Linked DNA regions of Mus musculus: region 1 is linked to region 2. The links are chromatin loops, found by intact Hi-C in ENCODE. Cell type or tissue: gastrocnemius. All regions are shown on one strand.

Region 1 (8,000 bases), 330 kb after region 2:
TCTTAAAGACCATGCCCACACTGACACACTTCTAACAAGGCCACACCTACCCCAAAAAGGCCACACCTCCAAATAGTGCCACTCCCTGGGCCAACCATATGCAAACCACCACATACACCTACCCCTGTTTTTGTTGACCTGGAACTGCAAAATATACTTTGCAGATTTGTGGGTGAGAGTCTCTCAAGAATGGCCTGTATTGCTTACAGGTTTATTACCTGCTTGTGGACGAAGGACTAGCATAGGAGGGTCTTGTTTTTTTTTTTTTTTTAAGCTGATTACAATTGTAATACAATATTTTTATATGGCTATGACATCTCATTAGAATTTTCTCGACACCAGGGGAATCAATGTGGCCTCATACACTTCTGCCTTTCATCCTTGGTGATTATCTCAGCTCCACCTGCATCCGGGTCAAATGGAGGACAGGTTGTTGAGTGTGTAGCCTGTTATATTATGCTGCAGAAAAGCCTGCTCAGTTTTGTTTTGAGACAGGGTCCTCATGGCTTTAATATAGGCTTATAAATCACCGCCTTTCATCAGGTACCCTGGCACACCTTGAGATTTTGCATTTAAATTCAAGCTTCTGAAATAGATATGTTCATGCATAAGTTCATATGAGCATGGCCTCTTTAAATGGGAGTGGAAAACCCAACACTTCAAAAACCTTTGTTCTGGGCTGTGACATGGCATTTTAATGTCTTTCCTCATGTTTCCTCAACCACACGCCCAGCTAAGACTTGACACTAATGCCCCCAGCTCTTTGACCCTGGACTACCAGGTACTTTGTTACAATTTTGAGTTTCTAAGGAGAGAGTCATGTTCTCCCTTATCTTTCTATGTCCCTTGTCCCGTCTGTGTGTTAGGACATTGTGCAGATGGAATCACTTGCTCAGCATGCAGGAGTGGCCTGACCTGTCTGGAGAATGAAACATCCTCCTACACGCTCCTGCAGGACATGGCCAGACATGTAGAGCAAACAGTAGTGTCTACTATGGGCTGGCTGAGAGACTCTGCCTTTTAGGTGAACAGAAAGGTTCTTGAAGAACATAGAAGGGAAGAGTCTTAGGTATTATAGCAAAGAAGGTCCCCTTTCTCTCCTGCTGCTTTCTTAGCTTAGAGATCCATAGCATACATTTGCCCCCTGGGATGCTCTGCACTACACTGTCGTGAGTGGAGCATCTGCAGTATTTCAGCAAGCCACACAAAAGGCACCATGAGGAAGATGAGGAAAGGGAAGTCCTGGATCCCTAGAGGTTTACACTTGTCGTTTCTTTCTCATTGCCTGAACTTGATCCCCAGGTAGCGATAACCTCTTTTCTGAGTGGCAGTAGGCTTGAGGTGGAAGCTGGGGGGTGTTTCCTATAATCTGCTGTCTGCCTGCGTGCCTGCCTGTTGCTGAGCCGTCTGAAGAAAGTTGGACAGCTGATGAGTGTGTGTGAATTCTGAGAAGAATCTGCTTGCTCTGACTTCCCCAGGACACCTGGAGTGGCAAGAATCCTCCAGACAAATCAGAAAAACAAATTGCTTAAAAGAGTGATTCCCTTTACGAAGTAGCCATTTTAAATTACAATTCATCTCTGAAGAATGGAAGAATAACATCTACTAGGTAGTTAATAATGTACATTTTAATGTTTTACTGAAGTTCTGGAGACCACACCAAGGTCCTTACGTATACGGGGTTATCACTCCTCCAGTGTACTATACCGTCAGCTCAATAATTATTGTCTTGAAGTTAGAAAGGGAGGGGTTAAAGCTGTGCCAACAGAGTGGGCAACTGAGAGTGTGCCTCCTCCAGGAACAAACTCAGAACACTCCAGGCCTCTCCTCTCCTTTTGTATTTGCTGTTGCACATATCACTTCATTCATAAATGGGCTCTATCTCACAAATTAAATGATAGTTTTATGTATTCTGTCTTAACTCCCTAACCATATATATATATTTTTAAGAATAAGCACATATGGCATAATTTTAACTTGCTGCAAAGTAACTCCTGGCTTAGTTTTCCATCTAAAGCCTTTACTTTAAGAAGTTTTCGTTTGTTGGTTAGTGACTAAATCACAGGGATTATCAGAAACATTGGGCAACCCAGTGGTTTGACTTTGGTTTGCTTCTGTGGAGTCTCTAACAATGACATTAATTATAGCAGCAAATTAACATGCAATGTGTACAATGCATGGGAAGCTCCTGTCACTCCACTGCACTCATGGAAAATATGTGTAAACTACTCATCACGCTGACCCTTAAAGTATATTAAATAGTTATAACTTTTCCTTGTCAATGAGGAGAAACCATTTTCATGTCTACAGTTTTTCAATTGCATCACAATATGAATATTTTCATCCTTTGAAATATCCACATCCTAGTTTGTTATTGATTCTGACTTTTAAAAATTCTTAAACTCTAAGCCTCAATTTTTAAAATTCCCCCAAAAATGTTATAGACAGGACAGGACTCAAACACCAGTGACTCATGAAATAAGGAGATAATTTTCTAAAATTATTTTTAAATTTTTATAGCTTTATTACTGTAAGTGACTTTGTAATTACAGTTAATTGTAACTGATTTTTCTTTTCAGTGTGGTAAAATGATTAATACTATAAGCTTTGGAGACCAATAAAGGCGTTAAAATCTGACTACCCCTTTTAAAGTGTGACTTGGGTCAATTTTCCAATTTCCTTGTTTGTCATATGGAGCAGAGTACTGTGTCATAGTGTTGTGCTTGTTGTTGAGGGCTAATGTGACAAAATTCTAAACTTGGCATAGTGTCACCGTGGTGACGAGGTAAAGAGACAGTATTCTAAAGCTGTGCTTCTCAGGGTTCCTGGCAGGAAAATGCTGATACACTCAATCGAGGAAGTTTAAGAAGAGTTTAAGAAACTTACATTACAGAGATAAGAGTTAATGACGGAGGTAGCTGCAGGGTGGCTACTACTGTATCTTATAATCAGGAGGGGGGAGGGGGAAAGGGAAGGGAGGGGGAGGGGGAGGGGAAGTAAAGGGGAGGGAGAGAAGAAGAGAGGGAGAGAGTCTCTTTGCTGTCCATCCCTCTAAGCCTGAGGGATGAGCAGAAAGAGATCTGGAGGGAATCATATGTGTGGGACATACGTTGGATGTGGGGTCACTTACTAGTGACTCGGCCAGTATGAAGGAAGAGAAGAGGAGGTGGAGAAATCCTGGAAGAGACCCAACACAGAGACAGTTGGCCGAGTGCCAGCTGTCGTAGCACTCGGTGAATGCTCACAGCTCTTCAACTAAATAGGACAGAACTAGTGTTGATAGCTATAAACTGTCTTCTGGTGTCTGCCCGCTTCCCTCCAGGACATCTGATGCCTCTGTCTGCCAAGCCAGACCGAGGAGGGTGAAGCAGAGCCAGAGGAGTAGGTTCCATAGGGCTCCAATCCAGCCAGGAATGCCGGGAGCATTACAGCTCTTCACCTAAATATGACAGAGATACTATTTCTTTCTTTCTATGTCTTAAGAGACAAAAATAGTATCTGGTTTTATATGCCTAGAGGTATCACAGGGATTACAATCTGGTTTCTACCAATTCATCTAGATTTCTGAAGAGTTTTTTTAGTTCAGGGGCTAGAGACTGAGTTTCCTAAGTGCCCGCTGACACACCTCTCTTGTGTTGGGGAATAAACATGGAGAAGAATTTCCATGGCTGTCATAACATGTGTTGCTCCTGCTCATGCTACCTGTAATAGTTTGGATAAGAAATGTCTTCGATAGGCATTCAGCCCCTAGTTGGTCGCTCTTTTTGGAGAGGCTTAGCGGACATGCCTTGCTGGGGAAAGTAAGTCACAGGAGGAAGGCTTTGAGAGTTCATAGCATGCTCTACTGCCCTCTCCCTCTTTGCTTCCTCGATGCAGTAAGAGGTGTAATCTCCCGGCTTCCTGCTCCTGCTGCCATGACTATTGCTTGCTGCTGTGCTTATCTACCAGGACAGACCTTTACCCTCCTGCAACCGTAAGCAAATAAACTCTTCCTTCTGTGAATTGCTTCTGGTCATGATGTTTGTCACAGTAACAGAAAAATTACTCGTACATTATCTACATATTTCTTACTTCTACATACTTCTTACTAAGACTAAAATGAACACCTTGCTTATTAAAACGGCTTTCTAAACAGTGGTACATGCTAAAACTTACTCTTGGGCTCTTCCCGTTGTAAAGCCAGCTCCCGAATGGCCTTTTCAAATCTTACTGATTTAAATGTCATTTATAATGAGAAGACATCAATATTGCCCTAGATAGATCTCGATTACCTTGATGTCCTTGCTAGCATATCCCATGATGCACTGACCGTTGTATTTTGCCGAAGAACCACAGTAGGAAAGTTGACGCCCAACCACATTCTTAATTCTCCCTTGTGCATCACCAGCCCCTTCTGAAAATTCTTGGTAGTTGTTCGGCTCACAGAAGGTACTGAGCTTTAGACTTCGTGCCACTACGTGCATTGTGGAGTTCTCTTTCTTTTACCTCACCTGGTTTAGAATCATTCAGACCCATGTCCACAAGCCAGTCTCATCAACTTCCTTTGAAACACCATTACTTTTACCGCCCTTTAACTGTAGGCTTGGGTTGATCTCATCACCTGAATTTGAATTAGCAATCTCTACATTATGCGCTCACACTCATAGGTTCCTCTTCTCCCGTGGTGCAGTCACGCTTTCTGCAAAGTCAGGGCACTTCTCTGCCCACTTGAAGTCAAAGTTTCCCCTCCAAAGTTGCAATATGATCTATGCTGTCAGTCCCTCTGTCTGATTGTCTCATCGGTTGTTCTTTCCAGGTACATGGGGCTTCCTTGCTGATTCACTGATCCATCGATGAGCTCAGTATTCCCTACCTGGACAGGCATCCGCACCTGTTTCCCAAGCTTTGTAGGCTCCTTTCTTCCCTCGATCTGACTGTCTACATTTTCAACAGCCTTGCTCAAGATCTCTTCCTAGGTGGGGCCTTCTCTGACCGGGAAAATAGAACACACAGTGGTGGCACTTTCGACCTCGCTTACTTGATTAATTCTTTCACACAGTGAGCTCAACATCTCGCTTGGAGTTTCATGTTCTTCTTTGTGTTTAATCTTCTTCTTAGCTTATAAACTCTAGGTGGTCAGGGACGTCTGGCACACTTAATGCTTGCTGTATTTCCATGGCTGAGACATGGATGAACTAATGCATGACACAGAGTTGCTAGGCTAGTTTACATTTTATGATTCTCTGGGTCATTCTGATTTTTCTAAAATGAAATAATTCCTGGGATCTTGGTCGATGCTGTTTTATTGATTGATTGATTGCCAATGCTTAACATAGAAGGTGATTTTTAAGTTGATTTTTGTTTTTAAAGGAAATACAATTTTTCACAAACTTTAAAAAAAACCAGTAAGTCATAAGACATAAACATTAAGATGACAAAGATTTCCACCAATAATTGTTTTGAGATTATCTGTCCAGCATTCAGAACACACAGGATCCTGGACGTCTGTCTGTTTTTTCCTGCCATCATTATGGTTCCAGACTTGTTGCGCGCGCTCAACAGGCCAGGAAGAACGACGCTGCTACAGGATCCTTCTGCACACATTTATTCAGTCCTGTTTCTTCTTTCTCCATATATCTCCCTTGTTTATATATCTCCCTTGTTTTTATATCTCCCTTGTTTTTATATCTCCCCCGAACCCTGGGCCTCTCACTCTTTTATACTCTCAGTTCCCATCCACGCACAGCAGGCCACGCCACCTCACCAGGCACGCAGCTTCAGCTAATCAGGGCAGCAGGGGCATATCTCCATCAAAATGGATTCACCAGTATCCTGGTACACCTGCGCAGCTCTCAAGATGTTTGTGGTTTATATGAGGAAGTCAGGTGCAAGTCATATGACTTAGCTACAGTCCCTGGCGCCTTTGGGACTGCCGCCACACCCGCTCCCCACAATTCCCCCTTTTTTCTTTTTTGGCAGAGAGAATGTCTGTAGATAGCCCCCCGCAGCCATGCCCCTTACCCGTCCTTGGGTGACAAACAGCATTGGTTTGATCCCTGTCTTAGGTTGGTGACATGCCCAGGGAGTCTTATCACTGACTACCTCTCTATTATGCCAAGCCACTCCTGGGGAGATTGTGTTTTGCTTGCGGCAGGTGCATCAAAAGGCCAGGATGTTAATTAACCTATGGCCAGATCTTAATTGCTGCAAGCAAGCCTCATGGGTGAAGGTAGAGGTCTGATCCCCAGTGTGCAAGCATAGGGGCCCTACACAAAACCATCCCTTAGGCTCATCACCCAGAGAGGTCTTGGCCAGCTCCCGTGTCGTTTTTCCTGGGGGAAGGGAACTAGGACACTGAACCTTCATGCAATCAGACGTGCCTTCCACAGGATGCCAACAGCAAGCTATCCTCTGTGCAGTGCTTAGCCTCGCACCCCACGGCATAACGCAGCATAATTTCTTTTAGAGCGGCAAACCGAATCTGAGGAGATTGTCCCGCCTCCACTGCAGCAAAAGCCTACGCTACCATGGCGAAAGTGTGGGCCTGCACACTCTGCACCTAACACATGTGCCAAACACACAAAACACACACACTATAACAAGCATACATCCCAGGGCTCTCATCCCCACTCATCTTCTCTGAAGCAAGGGATAGATAGCCAGCGGGGCTATCTCTTTAAGGGGAATTCAGGGATCAAAAAGCGTGGAAAAATTTGAATGTCATGTCGAGCTGGTATCGGCTTCTGGAATACCGAAAGGATCTCTCATCTCGGCTCCATCCTTTGTGTTTGTGGGATCATCCACCACATCCACAGGGGCAACTGGATCAGGAGCCTCATTCTTGCAGTGTCTCACCAATCTCTCCGGCACCCAAAGAGGTTCCGTCTGGTCCTGTGGAAACACACAAACAGACCCTCTCGCCCACGTCAACACCTGATCCTGTCGATCCCCAGGGGAGATGGACACAATACCTCGTGGTAATGAGACCATAACCTCAATCACCTGTGTGTCCATCTGGGGAGTCAATATGAGAGTCAAGTTTTCACTAACTTCCCCTCTGTTAGGCAATGATTTCCACGCCCTTATAGGAATCTGATTCACCTGCTCAAACACCTGCACTGGATATCCTGTCTGTTGTTGTGCAAATCTACCTTGATCAAGCAGCATATCTCTATCCCATGCAAATTCAGCTTGATCAGTGAAAATAGGACATCCCAGCAAGGAGAATCTATCCTCTTTCCAGACCTCCGGACAGAAGGTCTGCCCATAGATGGCTGACGAGGAGGCATAGGGAGGGGGAGCAAAAGCTAATTCGCCTTCCTCCTCCGCCTCAGCTCTTTTATTTTGTCCTTTCTGTCCACCTGATAACACTGTGTCTCCTTTCTTTTTCCTTTTTCTTTTTAAGCCCTTTTCCTCTTCTGACATACTTTCTTGTTGCTCTGTAAGGATTTTCTGACCTGTCTTGACTGCCTCTACACACAGTTTCAAACAGTAACAGAGTCCATATATCAGAACAAACAAGACCAAAACTATCAGACCTACCCACAAAGGGTCAATGGGAGAAAAAAGCATAACTACACAGCGAGGATCTATTGATCACTACACTGAGGTTATCATAGTTCCTTAACTTGTCCCCAAACCAGGAACCTTAACTTGTCCCAAAACCAGGAACCTTAACTTGTCCCAAAGCCTGCTTCCTGGCAACTTTATATTCGCCTCTATTTTATCCGAGGTCCTTCCCAAACTCCTGGGTTACTTTGTGCCTACTTCTTGGCAACTTTATGCTCACCTCTATTTTATCCGAGGTCCTTCCCAAACTCCTGGGGTCGCAAGTTTCACTCACCGCGAACTTACCCTGCCGGCAACCACTGATTGCTGAAAGTTCTGAACTCGGTGGGGGAGTCAGTTCCCCGTACGGGCCACCAATTGTCGCGCCTGCTCTCGACCAGCAAGAACGATGCGACCACCAGTCCTTCTAACAGCAGTTTATTCAGTCTTCATCTTTCTTCTTTCTCTTCATC
Region 2 (8,000 bases):
TTTTAGCAAGTTTTACTTAATTTCTTCCTTCCTTCATAACATGAAAGACCACCTTTGTAAGCCAAGTACTATCCCCAGCCCAGCAAAGCGAACCAGGCAAGTAGACCTTGTAGATGTCATACTAGAGCCTCCCACTGTCCTCCCAGGAAGATCTGCCTTCATAGATGAGTGAACACTAACTGACTCGCGCTCTCCTGCCAGTGACCTACTTCAGACAGCTCTCAGAACAAGAGATTCCTATATTTTGATAAGGGCTGTGAAATGGACAAACAAAAGAAGTTACTATGAACCTCAGCTCCTCCCTCTGCATCCCTCACCAGCTGTCAATCAGGATGCCTCTTTTTCCTCCCTAAGGAAACTGAAAGTAGAGGCTTGGGGCTGAAGCCCATCCTTCCATAGGGTTCCTGTGAGGGTCTTTACCCCCACATCCTTTTGGTGGGTGTTTTGACATCTTCTAGGATAGAGCAGTCTGAGAATGTTGGGTTTTTTGTTTGTGTAGTAGATATGGCAAAGGCAGAGCGCCTTCCCTATACTTTCAGGATAACATATTGCCTTGACATTTGTTCCTCCAACTGCAGCAGTGGTTTTTCAGCTCTCCTAATGCTGCAACCCTTGAGTACAGGTCCTCATAGTATGGTAACTCCTGATCATAAAATTATTTTCATTGCAATTTCATAGCTGTAATCTTGTTACTGTTATGAATCATGATATAATTAACTGATACGAAGGCTATCTGATATGTGGGGTTGCGACTCACCGGTTGAGAACCACTGATCTAGAGGCAAGAAGACACATCATAAAGAGTGCATTTTTTTTCTTTTTTCTTTTGTCACCTTGAATCCTTCTGGAGATAGTGTTAACGGAAGAGTTGGAAAGAATTGCTTTCATTATGTCCTAAAAGAAACCTGCTAGGCTGGCGGAAAGGCCTCACTGGGGAAAGTGCTTATCATGCAAGCATGAGGAATTAACTTTGAATCATAGGAACTCAGATAAAGCCCTGTGGCAGCAACCATGTTGCAAGTTAGGAAGCTTGTAGTCCTGCTGTATAGTGAGTGAGTGGTGTATAGAGTGCTGGATGGAGAAGAGACCATGTTGCAAATAAGATAAAAGGTACTGTGAATGTGCTCAAGTGATCTCTCTGTCTCTCTGTCTCTCTGTCTCTCTCTCTCTTTCACACACACACACACACACACACACACACACACACACACACACACAACATAATTTTAAGAAGAAACTGATAGATAATGTTTTCATTATTCTCGTGCTTACTTCCCAGTAAAAGCTTTGGTAAATCACAGGAAAACCTGAACAGTTAAATAGAAATAAAATCACGTCTCTAACTTTGTGGGTACGGATGCCAAGCCCAAGCTGCTATCCCCCATCCTGCGCTGCTCTAGGGCACAACACAAGGAAAGACGAGTCAGTGTAGAGCGGGGCAGGGCCTGGGAGGATCAAATGAGTGTGTGGGGTATCAGAGCCCTCCTTCACTACCTCTGCAAATTCCTCTAACTCAGCCCACCCTCGCTCAGGTTGAGAAATCAGACCCCGTTCCACTGGACCAGGAAAATGATAACTGCTCACATCCGTTGTTGTCCACATGCTTGCTTCTCTGTTTCCACATTAGATGGAGAACTTACTATTATTGTTGCTTCATTTTAGCAATTAAAACACTCCAACTCAATTGAAAAATAATATTTAATATTCTGGGTCTTTAAAAAAAATAGTGACCAACCTGAAACCGACGCCCAAGGCAGTCCTGTTTCAAATATGGTGATCTGGTGTTGGTGGCTATGTTAGTTCTTCTGGCCTTTAAAGCCTGTTTGGGAATGAAACTCATTTGGCCAAGAGTCTGCCTTCAACACAGTCCTAACAGCTTCCTTCGTGACAGGGATCTAAGTGCAGTTTGATAGCTCTGGGGCTCCCTTCTGGCTGTTCAGCAAAGGAGTGAATTTGGCAGCAGGGTCACGCCCTTCCACCACCAAAACTGACGTGGAGTAGGTGAAGTTCAAATGAATGGATGTCTCAGGGAAAGTTCGAGATGCCTTCGTGATGGTCAAGAGCTTTGTGAACCGAATATGTCCCGACCACAGCTCATCCAAAAAAGACATCCCTCCCTCCACTGAGCTTACAGTCTGCGGCGTTAGGCTGCATGGTGCCCAGACCCACGGGGGATGGAGAGGGGAGTGGGTTCTGTAGGAATGGGGAGACAATGTGAAGTCTGCTGATTCCCTTTGGCTTTTGTGGCCACTTCTTCTTCCTTACCTCAAGACTTCTGCACGCAGAGAGAAACATCACAAGCCATACCGTGCAGGACTGGCTCCTATGTAATGTGTGAAAAACAAAAACAAAAACAAAAACAAGCCGGGCATGGTGGCACATGCCTTTAATCCCAGCACTTGGGAGGCAGAGGCAGGTGGATTTCTGTGTTCGAGGCCAGCCTGGTCTACAAAGTGAGTTCCAGGACAGCCAAGGCTACACAGAGAAACCCTGTCTCGAAAAACCAAACAAAAACAAAAACAACAAACAACAAACAAACAAAACAAAACCCCCAAACAAAACCCCCAAACAAACAAAAAACTCACCACCAACAAAAAAACCCAAAAAACAAAAACAAACAAACAAACAAAGAACCCCCCCCCAAACGGCAGTGGCTTTTCTCTTCTGTATTTTGTCCTTTTTAAAAAAACCTCGACATTATTCGTCTCATTTCTCTTTTCTTTTAAAAAACTCTCTGGCGGAGTTAGTTTCCATCTCTGAGCTTCTAAAGATCCTAGAGACATAGTTACATTGGAGAATAAGACTTTAAAAAACCTACAGGGCCAGGGCTGGAGACAGTGCTTACTGCTTAAGGACACTGGTTGTTTATCCCGAGGACCTGGGTACCCAAACAGTGGCTCAGCATCTGCTGGACCCCCAGTTCCCGTGGATTGTGGTGCCCTCTTCTGTTCTCCATGGGTACTGCACACAGTTGAGGTACATAGATATCCAAATATTAACAACAACAACAGAATCAACATGGACAAAAAAAAAAAAAAAAAAAAATAGTGATGAGGTCTCAACCCTACATTAAGACATAAAGGCGACTAAGGAATGCTGAATCCAGGAGAGATACTCTTTCCCAGGGAAATGCACACGGACTGGCTGGCAATAACAAATGTCAGCGCAGAAGAATGTACATATGAGTACCATTATACAGATCGAGCGGGTTGTATTTATGAATTTAGAAATATATCTAAGTAGCAACAGTGAAAATAAAAGAGGCTATGAATTTGAATAGGAATGGGGGGGGGGAGACACGGAAGGATTTGATATCTAATTATGACCTCCCACACGAATGGTTTAACTTGGTTTATCTAGAGTTTTTCTTTGCACAAAAAGTACAATTTGATGACATCAGTATTTGATAGAAAAATATAAGGAAAATTAAAAAAAAGATTAAATGTTTAAAATAGAAGATTCGAGAATAGTCACAGTTTCTTCATTCTTGATGAATGTCTTGACCAGATTTTTTTTTTTTTAAAGTGGGGAAAGGAAAGCCTCAAGGTCAGCTGAGAACACAGGGAAGACTTTCAGCAAAACCGCAATGTTTCCTCCCCTTCCTTCTGGCTCCACCCCTTTGATTTGGATAGCAAGTTCCCTATAGGGCTGGAGTGCCTGGAGAGGCCCCATCTGGCTTGCACCCTACCCCTGACTGCTCACTGTGTTTCTTGTTAACCTCTTATCCTCACGCTCCCTGGTCCCTGTCTTTCCGATCCAGTGAACACACACCGGTCAATGTTCTCTGGCTGTCCGGCCGACCGGACATGAGACACATGAGTTGGCAATCTGTTTTAGACTCCTTTTTCTGACTCACAGTCTTACCTCCTGTCAGCGTGTCCCTGTCTCTCAGCCTCCCAAGTATCTTTGGAATTTCGCCCTCCCCTCCCCCACCGAGCACTGCCTCTAGTCTTCCTGTCTGGCACTAACACAGCCTCTTACAGTACTGCTTTTCTTCAAATAGGATCCTTTCCCCGTAGGCCTGTCACGATCTCTCTGTGATAAACGAATCACATTTGCTTAAAGCATTTCATTGGGTTTCCAACCCTTAGGGTTAAAAAAAAAAAAAAAAAAGACATTTTTTTAAAACTTTCTTGAGTTCTGGGTATTGAACCTATAGACTTACTCTAGGTAAGTGCTTTAATATTCCATATTCCAAACCCTCAGTGGCAAGTGACACTGTTTTATTAACTTGGAAGACATCTATAGTCGCACACAGCACCCACTTCTCTCAATTCCTGCCTTCCCCGTAACTTCACCTGGACTCCTGCACATCTGTATGTAAGCTCAGGTCACATTATTCTCTCACACTCGCCTCCTAACGATATTATCACGTGGTAATATCGTTATGTCCTGATTCATTAAATCTTGTCCTGTCCCAGTTGACAAGTTATTGGTAGTTGATGGCTGCTGAGGGAGGAGCATCATCTTGCTTTGAGGAGTATGGCCACAGCAGGTCCCCCATGCTCCAGTGGGTGACCTAACACTCATGTGCACACTGGCAGTACTAATTGCACTCTGTGGGCTCAGTTAATTAATCAATTAATTAATAACTAGAAAATGAGCACCTGGAAATGAGAAGGAGATGTGCTGAAAAGTCCTGGGTGCAGAAAAAGGGTGAATATGATCAAGATACATTGTATACATGTATAAAAATTTCAAGTGTGTATTTAAAGCATCAGGGGACATTTATGCCAACAGCACATAACCAAAGCAAGGTTTTAATCTTTATTAGACCTTTGATTTGGAATAAAAACAAGGATTCCAAAATAATTTGGACCAAGATGAAGAAATTTCAAGATGAGCCATCAATAATATACAACTGTTATGGTTTGTAGGCTTGATAATCATTTTGTAAGAGATGCATACTGAAAAATTTAAGAACTAGTTATTCCATTTTACATAGTTTATGTACTCAGGTGGTTTATGAAGTATTTATATAAACACGTGTGATGCGTCAAAATGTTAAAAATCTGAATGAATTTAAATGATGAGAATGAAGGATTTCAGGAATTATTGTTTAAGCTTTTCTGTAAATTTGAACTAAAAAAAAAACAGAAACAGAACAACAATAACATTGAAAAGGGAAATGTAGACTGGGCATTTTCACATTCAGACAGACGTCTGGCTGCCTGTGAGAGTCTAATCCCATTAGTGGTCTAGAGAGCTGGCATGGCTTGCTCTACTTGGTCCCGTCATGAAAGTCACCTGCCTGACCTCAGCTGGCATTGGCTTTGCAAGTCATGATGTGATGAGCCTTCGAAATTCTCCTCCTGGCTTATCCTTCATGGCATTGCTTCTCCTGAAGTCTACAGACTGACCTCAATTATGACCTTGAAAAATCCACATGGAAACTGGAAACCATGGATTGCATGAGCTGTAAGAGCATGTATGTCAGATCACACACATGTAAATGCATCTCCCCCAAGTCAGTGGCCAGATGAAGGGGAGAAGCATCAAGAGATAACCTTTTTCCTGGAGAAATAACATCTCTATCTTCCAGAACTTGGATCCTGGACACACCATCATGATGAGCAAGCCTGAGTTTTGTAGGTAGTGAGCACAGAGGAACCCCAGGAAAGTCGTGATAGTCTGTGGCAAGTAATGGCAGCAAATAGGCCCCCGGAATAATGATGATTGAAGTTTGACTTTCTTTGAGCACTTGGTCTTTCTTTGTCTTTCTTTGACTTTCTTTTATATTAGAAAGACCAAGGAGCTGTTGAGATGGCTCAGTGGTTAAGAGCACTGGCTGTTTTTCCAGAGAACCCAGGTTCAATTCCCAGCACCCACATGGTGGCTCACAATTGTCTGTTACTCAAGTTTCAGGTCCTTTGACACCGTCTTTGGTCCTCCATAGACAATGTATGCCCATGGTGCCTGGGCATACATGCAGAAAAAAATACTCATACACTAAATAAGTAAGTAAACAAATAAATAGATAAATACCAGCTGGAGACACTGTCACCTGTAGCAATGCTCTGTGAGTCTTCCCCCTCCCCGAGTCACCCCCCCCACCCCCCGAATTGAAGGAAGAGGAAGCAGAGCTCCAAAGCTGAGGTTCTCCTGAATACAAAAACCCCACACATTTTAATCTTACATCACCAGACTTAGGTGTTTTTAGATATGATATTTCTGCAATGCTCTCAATATAACCAAGTACAGCTATCTTATAGAGAAACATGAGAAATATTACTCACAACTTATTCACCTTTGAACCCCAGGACATATTGTTTTATATGCCAAAGAGGAACTGCAGGGGAAATGATTCAAGTTCAAGGTTATATGGGAAAAAAAAAACCCAAATGCATAGTGCTGTGTCTATTACAGCACAAGATATTTTAAGCCTTGAGGAAGAGTGGTCACGAGAAATCATTTCAAGATGGCGGAGCCTGAAATACTACTTGAGAGATGTGTAGTGTTTGGTGGGATGGGGGAAAATGTGAATAAGGAAGTGACCAGAGACGAAGTATTTTCAAAATTCTTCTGTGCCACGAGGTAAATAGCTACAGGGAGTATTCTTCTTTTCACAGAGGTCCGGGGAACTGAAACAGAGAAGTCTAAATTCCCACGGACTTAGCTCATCTCAGATGCTCCTTCTTTAGTTGGGGTTTGACCACTAGGCCACCTTGGCATTAGCCTGTGTGTGAAGCCTTGGAGGGGAGTCTAGATAAGGTTGGGTAGAGTTTGACAATGGTGATGAGACTTGAGGAGTAATGGCAAACCTGCCTCAGACAGGACAGAGTCTATAGGGATACAGGAGAAGGCTATATTGTTCAAGTGTGTGGCTCTGGGCTCTTGGGAAAAGGATTACTATAGAATAATGAAGAACAGTGATCTTTTCCTTCCTCCTCCTCCTCCCCCCTACTCCTCCTCCCCCTCCTCCTCCCCCCTCTTCTCCCTTCCCCCTCCCTTTCTCTCTCTCTCTCTCTCTCTCTCTCTCTCTCTCTCTGGGTAGGTAAGGGTATAAGGGTTACTGGAAGAAGTAGGCAGACTAATATCTGTTTAAAGGACATATGCGTGCATGCATGAAACTTCCATTCTCTTTAGTAGTCTTCCTTGATCAATATGAACACTGTAGTGGCTAAAGCTGTAACTCAATGGGTAGATGTCTTTATTGGCATAGACAAGGCCTCATGTTCCACCCCTAGACCTTGAAAACGAGCAAACAAACTAAAACCAAAACCATTTGCTTTGTTATATTTAAACCATTGATTTGATGTAAGTTTTACTGGTATCATTAACCCCCAAATATAAGTCATATGAAAATAAAAAAAACAACAGGCTTCTAGGAATGTGAGACAGATGACTTAGGCAGTAGGCTACTCATTATTCTTGGAATGACCCACAAATACGTGTGTGTGTATAATATATATATGTGTGTGTGTGTGTGTGTGTGTGTGTGTATGTGTGATATCCATGTGCTTTTACTACAGCCTCAGCCCAGGCTGCCAATAGTTCCAGCCATCTTCTCCAATTAAAATTAAATCCTCATTTAAAACTCTTGTGAACACAGGATCCTGAAGTGACTATTTTGTGAAACAAAAGAGTTTGTATGCAACTGGAAAGTGCTAGCAAATCTTTGTTTGAGCAAATGAGTGGTTTTGTTTATGGGGGGATAAAAGTACGTCTTAGTTGTGGCTGTGAAAAGAATAATTAGCTGATGGGGCTATGAAAACATGGGAATGTCTCTAAGAACGCTTGACCATCTGACCAACCGTCCCCTCCGCTTCTTCCCTTCTTCAGTTAAGTGTTGTCTAGGAGGCTATTTCCCTTATGTTTGTACATTCCATATTCTAGAGCCTTGATTGTAAGCTCTGTGGACTCACTGGATACTTAGAACTCACTGGAGGACCCTGAAGAACTTTTAATGATATGGTAATCATTGAGAGCACTTCTATTTTTTAGTAATCCATTTAGAATAAGACATCATTAAATAGTAATAAGACTATCACTTTTATGAA

The links. Peaks named below come from ENCODE experiments on the same cell type or tissue, not always from the same donor. Only the 100,000 strongest peaks of a DNase experiment are listed, where the experiment ranks them.
Region 1: it touches region 2 in a loop (4-fold over the local background); 20 of 42 quality-filtered maps call a loop at or near these places.

What each region holds. Positions count from the first base shown.
Region 1 is chr15:6,226,734-6,234,733 of GRCm38, reverse strand. No RefSeq gene overlaps it. Among named protein-coding and RNA genes, the nearest start is that of Gm16311, 79 kb to the left of the region's middle. In gastrocnemius, no CTCF peak of the experiment used is centred here; a DNase peak (open chromatin) is centred at 3,255.
Region 2 is chr15:6,560,994-6,568,993 of GRCm38, reverse strand. It overlaps a transcript of Fyb not described here. Among named protein-coding and RNA genes, the nearest start is that of Fyb, 15 kb to the left of the region's middle. In gastrocnemius, no CTCF peak of the experiment used is centred here; a DNase peak (open chromatin) is centred at 3,909; H3K4me3 peaks cover 473 bases; H3K27ac peaks cover 426 bases.